Linked DNA regions of Homo sapiens: region 2 is linked to region 1. Evidence: chromatin contacts called from ENCODE Hi-C or POLR2A ChIA-PET data. All regions are on one chromosome and are shown on one strand. Each heading gives the region's core, a stretch centred on a gene start or an enhancer-like site at or near the end of the contact. The rest is flanking DNA. Distances are from core to core; before and after follow the strand shown. Region 1 holds the start of FEM1B (fem-1 homolog B). Region 2 holds the start of PML (PML nuclear body scaffold).

Evidence for each region. A loop is a pair of places that touch in the nucleus more often than their neighbours do. ChIA-PET counts read pairs that join two places held with the same protein, here RNA polymerase II (POLR2A). Pooled maps may share reads with other maps.
Region 2: a map of CD4-positive, alpha-beta T cell shows a loop between it and region 1 (8-fold over the local background). The contact joins the promoter of PML here to the promoter of FEM1B in region 1. A Hi-C loop is called at or near these places in 2 of 168 maps with a recorded cell type or tissue (CD4-positive, alpha-beta T cell and CD4-positive, alpha-beta memory T cell) and 6 of 50 pooled maps. POLR2A ChIA-PET finds 5 or more read pairs at or near these places in 3 of 52 experiments (MCF 10A, activated CD4-positive, alpha-beta T cell and activated T-cell).

Annotation. Positions count from the first base shown.
Region 1 is chr15:68,276,143-68,279,509 of GRCh38, reverse strand. FEM1B (fem-1 homolog B) reads right to left here and starts at 1,765. Exons shown (of 2, transcript NM_015322.5): 1 at 845-1,765. The coding sequence starts at 1,092. RefSeq lists enhancers at 926-1,125, 868-1,769 and a silencer at 1,156-1,485.
Region 2 is chr15:73,993,195-73,996,561 of GRCh38, reverse strand. It overlaps PML (PML nuclear body scaffold), which reads right to left and starts at 1,846. Exons shown (of 9, transcript NM_033238.3): 1 at 1,621-1,846. The coding sequence starts at 1,749. It also overlaps a transcript of STOML1 not described here. RefSeq lists an enhancer at 1,264-1,433.

The DNA.
Region 1 (3,367 bases), core at 516-3,015:
TGTAAAACGTGTTATAATCCTCCAGCATAGAAAAGAGGATAATGTCAAACCTGACAATTCTGGTCAAATACCCAAAAATTCGTACAATTAAACTCAAAGGGCAAATCTTAGGCATAACAATGTGCATTTTTAAACTTCCCACCTCAACTAACAGTAAATGATCAAGCTTCCCCACAACATCACGGGATAAGATGTAATTTAAGAATGGCATCATCTCCCACATCAGGTCCAATGCCATCTTAGTAGCCAATATATCTACACCGAGCAACGTGGAGGAATCAGAATCATGTCTTGAGATGTCTGGCTGCGTGACAATCCCTCATGATGCTGCAGCTGCTGCTGGTTCTAGGTGCTTATTTTGACATTAAAGCCCAGCAGCCCACTGAAGGTTTTACGGAACCACTCACTTGAAGGGAGTAAAAATGGATGCCCAAATAACTCTTTCGGAGTTCTTCAATGTTAACCGCTGACCTCCTTAATTTCTGATCAGTTACATCACCAGTTCCACTAAAAGTAAAACCTGGAAAGGCAGCCACCTCCTCCAAATGGCTTGTTCACAGACTATCTAGTAGAGAAGACGACTATTAGATTTCAAGGCCGAGGGTGTGGTTATCTTCCCACAGAGGGAATGAGGGGTAGGGGCTGATGAGGACGGGCAGCAAAACATGGGATGGATTATTAGCCCTGGAAGATGAAGTGGGCATTAGTGGGGCAGGAGGTGGTACAAAAAGGGGAGAAGTGAGTACCTACATGAAGAGAGGGTAAGAGAGGGTGAGGGAGGGGAGGGCCCGTGAATTAACGAGTCCGCGCGCGTCGGAGAGAGGCTGGCTTGGGATGTACCTACCCGTCGAAGCGGACGGTGCCAGTCTGCTGAGTCTGCACCCGGTAATGTTCTAAGAGCAAGCGTACCACCTTTGCGTGTCCATTGCGGGCTGCGATGATGAGGGGCGTGGAGCGCTGCCCTCCCTGCTGGCTGACATAGCCAAGCAGATAGCGGATGTCGCTTTCAGACCGGTTGAGAAGCAAGGCGGCCAGAGTCAGCACCTTGCCCTCGCTGGCCGCCTTGTATACATAGCCAGCCAGGCCCTCCATGGCCGCCGCCAACTCCAACACCCGTTTGGTCGCCACCGCTGCAGCTGCCGTGCGCCCCCGGAGGCCGCGTTCGCCAGCGCTTTAAACCTGGGCCCTCACAGCCCATTCAACAGGGCGCCGTCGCCGCCGCCGCGCCCAGGCAGCAGTGCGGCCCAGGGAAGGCGGAGACGCAGAGGAGGCCGAGTGCCGCGAAGGGCACGTCCGCGACCCAGCCCGCGCAGGGAGGAAGGCGGTCAGGGCCGCCCGCCAGGTCCCAGGCGCCGGCCCTGGACCGAGGGGATCTCCATGGCGGACGCCGCCCCGGGCCTCAGGCCGGACCCCTCCTTCCTGCGGGATGCGACAGGCGCGTGCCCGAGCTACGGGTCGCCGGCCGGGTCCCGAGAGGACCTCGCGCACCCCGGATGGCGAAAGATGGGCGCGTCTCTCCTGACCCGGCCCACCCGGCCTAAGGCCTAACACTGCCTCCTCCTGCGCTTTCCGCCCTTCGCCGTCCCTGACTGGAGGAAACCTGCAGGCTCTCGTCCGCCGAGCTCAGAAGTGCCAGGCGCTGCCAACGGCCCCGGAGATCCTCGCGTAGGGGCCCCCGGGGCGATGCGGAACGCTCCCGCAAGAGCGGCGCCGGAACTTGGGCGGGGAGGAAGACGAGCTTTCGCAGACAGGGCCGGGAGGAGAGGGCGGGAGCGGGAGGGACGCTAAGTGGGGTGTCTCCGCCTAAGCCGACCGGCGGGCACACGCGGGCCCGGTAGAGAAAGGTTCTGCTGCGCGTAGTTGGCCCATCCCGTTTGGGCCTGGATGTCCTCAATGTCCTTGACTCCTGGAACCTCCTCCTGGCCCCTAAACGGCCCTGAGGGTCTCCAGCCAGGGAGTGGGGGCGGAGTGAGGGCGCTAAGCTGATGGGCTAAGGAGACCACCCTATTTTACTATAGACGGTGCGGGTCCTGCTTCTGCCCCTGAGCCGGGGTTAGGGAAGGGGTTGCGCGTACTCGGAGGGTCCATTTCAGGAAAAGGGCGGCGTTTCTGAGTTCCCGAAATGTGGGAGGGCTTGAGAGCCACAACACCAGGCTCTGAGAAGGGACTGGAAGTACGGCCTGACTTTCCCGGAGAAAGGGGTTAAGTGTGAGAGAAAGATGGGAGCGAAGGGGAGCTGCGCTCGCGGTGGAAGGAGCGAGGTATCCTGGGAAGGAAAGCGAGTCCCGCGTTCAGACAGAGCAGGAATCTCATCCTGAGCCGGCAGAACCTCCGTTTTCTCACAGACATCACAAGATTGTTGTTAGGATTTGAAACGATCGTTTATCCAATGAATATTAGAGGTCGACTACGTGCCAGGCTCTGCTTAGCACTAGGGATTCAGTAATGGAACAAATAAGTCAACAAATGATAGACAAGATCAGTTGAACTGGTATCATTACCATTTGCTCTGAAGCAAATGAAATAGAATGATGGGGGCACTCATTTAGTTTGGGTGATCAGACAAGACCTCTATGACAAGTGACAAGAACAGACGGTATTCTAGGCAAAGGGGACAGCTAATATAAAAGTCCTGAGGAGGGAACAGTCTGGTGAGCTCGGAAACAGAAAGGTCAGTGTGGCTGCAGCAGAGTGGGCCACAGTAAGAATGATAGATGAAGTCAGAGGATGCAACACACGTTAGGGCCTAATAACCCATAGCAAAGGGTTTAAGTCTACTCTGTGATGGGGGCATTTGAAGGGTTTTAAAGAGGGAAGTGACAAGATGCTATTTGTGTTTTTTAAAAAGATCACTCTGGCTGCTGTATGGAGAATAAACTCTGGAAGGCAAGAGTAGATAGGGGGACAGGCCTTGGATTAGGATGGTAGGAGTGAATGGTAGGTGATGAAGCTTCTGGGACAGTCTCAAAAAACTCAATATGAAAGTGACTTCCTCCCTCTTCCTCCCTTCCCCAAAGGACAAAATTTACCATAGAGAAAGAACAAATGCATTTATGTGGCTCCAAGGGACTGGGCTCGGCTCAACAAGTTCACATACATTATTTTATTTGAACCCCACCATTCCAATTCTAGGAGGTAAAGGCCTCACTTCCATTGCAGCTATTGGTGGAGGTGTGGGTCACTTCTCAAATTCTCTCCATTCTACAGCTCAGCTTTACCCACTTATTGCAGATCCCTACAGAAACACGAGTTATTTTTCTCCTTACCATAAACAAAAACAGCATTGGCAATAAGGGCTGAAGGTAAGATTCTACTGGTAGCGTCTCTGAAATAGCTGATAGAGAAGTGGGGGAAGCTGGCTGGTTTA
Region 2 (3,367 bases), core at 597-3,096, 5.7 Mb before region 1:
ACAACTTTTATTATCTAAGAACTTTTAATCTACATAGCAAGACAACCTCTATTCACCAAACAGCTCCTCTCCTCACCCTCCCATAACTTGTGTTATCACCATCACCCAGAAGCTCCAAGCTCTTTTCCGTAGCTCAGGATGTTATACAGGCTTCAATCATCTGACCTTTCTTTGAGTCTCATATATTGTGGGACTCCTGAGTATACATATGTAATTAAATATGGGTTTTCCGCTGGTAATCTATTTTATGACTATTTAATTCATAGGCTATTTAATTCATAGCCCAGCCAAGGAAACTAGAAGGGTGGAGGCAAGCCATCTTTCCCTCCCCTATGGTTTAAAGAGTACAGAGTTTCTGGAGTAATGAAAAAGTTCTGGAAATAGATGGTGGTGATGGTTACACAATATTGTGAATCTACTTAATGCCACTGAATGGTACACTTATAAATGGTTAACATAGGAACTTATCCATTAGGTATATTTTACCACATTTTGTAAAATACAAAAACAGGCCGGGCATGGTGGCTCATGCCTGTAATCCCAGCACTTTGGGAGGCCGAGGTGGGTGGATCACGAGGTCAGGAGTTAGAGACCAATCTGGCCAACATAGTGAAACCCCATCTCTACTAAAAATATAAAAAATAGCCAGGTATGGTGGCGTGGCCTGTAATCCCAGCTACTCGGGAGGCTGAGGCAGGAGAATGGCGTGAACCCGGAAGGAGGAGGTTGCAGTGAGCCGAGATCGCACCATTGCACTCCAGCCTGGGCGACAGTGTGAGACTCCGTCTCAAAAACAAACAGATAAACAAACAAACAAAAAACAAAGCAAAACAAACAAACAACAACAAAAAAAAACCAAAGTGCTTAATACAGTACCTGGCACATTTGAAGTGCTCATAAATGTTACCTAGTATTGTTAAGTAATGTTATTCTTAGTTGTAATAATGTTTATAAAAGTTACTGTAATACGGTGTCCTCTGTACTTTCATGAAGGGGAGTAAAAGGGCCTGAAAGGCAGCAGAGCAAGAAACCCAAGTAGTTCCTTTGTCGGGGGAGGTGGGAGGTGGGCAGGAAAGGTGTGGCAAGAGAAGGGTTCGTTGGGGAGGCTTCCTTAAGCAGAAACCACATGAGCTGGGAGGCCTTGGCAAAGATACCTCTTCAGTCTGAGCCAGTTTCTCACCTCGGATCTGGGAAGTTGGTTTTAGTTTTGCCGTGCCTGGGACATGCCCCTGGCTCCAGGCCAGCGCAACAGGGGTACTACCTCCATCCTCCCTAATCTGAAGTCCTGCATCTGAGGCAAAGTTGAGGCAGGGCTCGAGGGTGGGCGGAAGGGCCCAGGCCCGGAGGCCACTGACCCTTCTCACCTTGCCCAACTGCTCAGTGGAGAAACCGCAGCCCAGCGAGGCCGCCCCAACTCCTCCGTGTCCTCTTTTCTACTCTATCCTACCCTCCCTTCCCTGCCCCACCCGAGACGGTCAGGACCCTGGTGTCTGGACTTCCCGCTTTGTGTCACTCTCTAGGGTACTTGACCAAATCCTCCGTTAGACCCTCTCTTCCCGCCTCTCCCCACCACAGCAAACCAACAAAGCTTAACCCCATCATCCCCTAACCCAATAGTACCTCTGTAGGGCTGGGGCTGGGGCTGGGCTGGCGGCCTTCAGAGGGGGTCTCGGGGGGAGGCATGGTGGGCTCCTGGGGCCGGGCGGGGTCCTGCTGGGGCCTCGGAGATCGGGCGGGTGCAGGCTCCATGGACCCCAGCTTAGTTTCGATTCTCGGTTTAGATCTTGGAGTGCGTGAAGAGAAGCTGAAGGGGAGGCGTGAGCCAGTTGGCTGAGTCCCTTGAGCTGTCCGAAAGGGGAGGTGCCGGCTCAGGGCCCGCCTCTGGAGAGGAAGTGAGACAGAAGCTGGGGGCGGTTCTAGGGGGCAGAGAGGCCGACTGTGGGTTTTAAAGACACGCCCAGAGCGGGGAGGAGGTAGAGGCGGAGAGCTGCAGACCTACCGCTGACTTACGGTAAAGCGGGAGAGGTAGGGCAGAGCTGCAGGGGGGCAGCCCTGCTCCCGGCTTTGATCCATTCATCCGTTCACACTGGCACTGCTTCGTGCCACGTCCTGCCGGGAGCTGGGCGTACAAAGATGAGCCACACGCAGCCCCTGCTTTCTAAGAGCCGTAGATGTAATGGAAGAGCAAGCCTGCAAACGGAGACATTCTGGAAAGGAGAGCCCACAGCTGGGACCTGCAAAAGCAGTGGAAATTCACCAGGGATTTAGGGTTGTAGGTGGTGGGGTACGGGGGACACTTGAAACAGAAAAGATAGCTCTTGCAAAAGCCTGTTTGGGAACTAATTTTGGCCATTTTCAGATTTAAGAGGGAATTCATGAGAAATGATACCCAAGGAGTGTGCTAGGACAAGATCCTAGCTGAGGAGATTGAACCAGTTCTGTGAGTGATGGGAAGTTGCTGAAGGATTTGGAACCAGGGAACAACACGATCAGCTGTGCATGATGGGACAGTCACTCTGACAACCTAGGAGCAGGTGCCCTGGTCTAGGACAGTGGCTGTGGGATGCAGAGGAGGGACTTGATTCAGAGATCCTGGGAAGCCAGTGACTGGAGGTGAGGGAGCAGGATGATGCCTTGAGTGACAGCTGGAAAGGCTGGTGGATCTGAGGTGGTGGGGGCAGGAGGGAGGGGGAGAGCTGGAGAGCGGGTATGAAGAGGGTGAGGGGAGAGCCAGCTAGGTCTTCGCCAATGGAAAAGCATGTCAGACTCCCAGCTGGTAAGGGGAAAGGGGCACAGTTCCAGGTGACCTCACTGGGTCAGCGCCCCGGCTTCAAACTTAAACCATCGCAACCACTGTGCTGGCTCCTGTGTACCCATTCCGTACTCTGTTCCAACTTAGAAACAGACTAGAAAGGATGATGATAGGGCCTGGCTCTTGTAAACCTTACAGTCTGCAGGGTGGAGAGCAGGGGTTGGGCAGATACGCAACTTCCTAGGGACTGTAAGGCCTCAGGAGCCTGCCCTTCCCTCCAGCCTGGTCAGTACTCCCAGGCCTTTAGAGAATCAGTCCATGAAAGCCAAATATGGTGGGCAGCCATCTGCACAAGGGACCTGGAAGTGGGCTATGGCAGGATGGGGCTTCGGAGGCCAGAGGCGATTGGCTGAGGAGGCAGAGCTGGGGAAGCTTTATTCATTTCTTTGCTTGCTTTGGAAGATAGCCTGCTCCCAGACTACCCCAAAGTCCTGTTGGAAGTTAACACTTCTCAAAGGAAATTCACGAGTTGCATTCAGGTTTTCTCAAGCCCTGGAGAGGCAAGTTAATTCCAGGTACCTGGATCAAGGGGCATGCTCTTTCTGGACCTGCAGG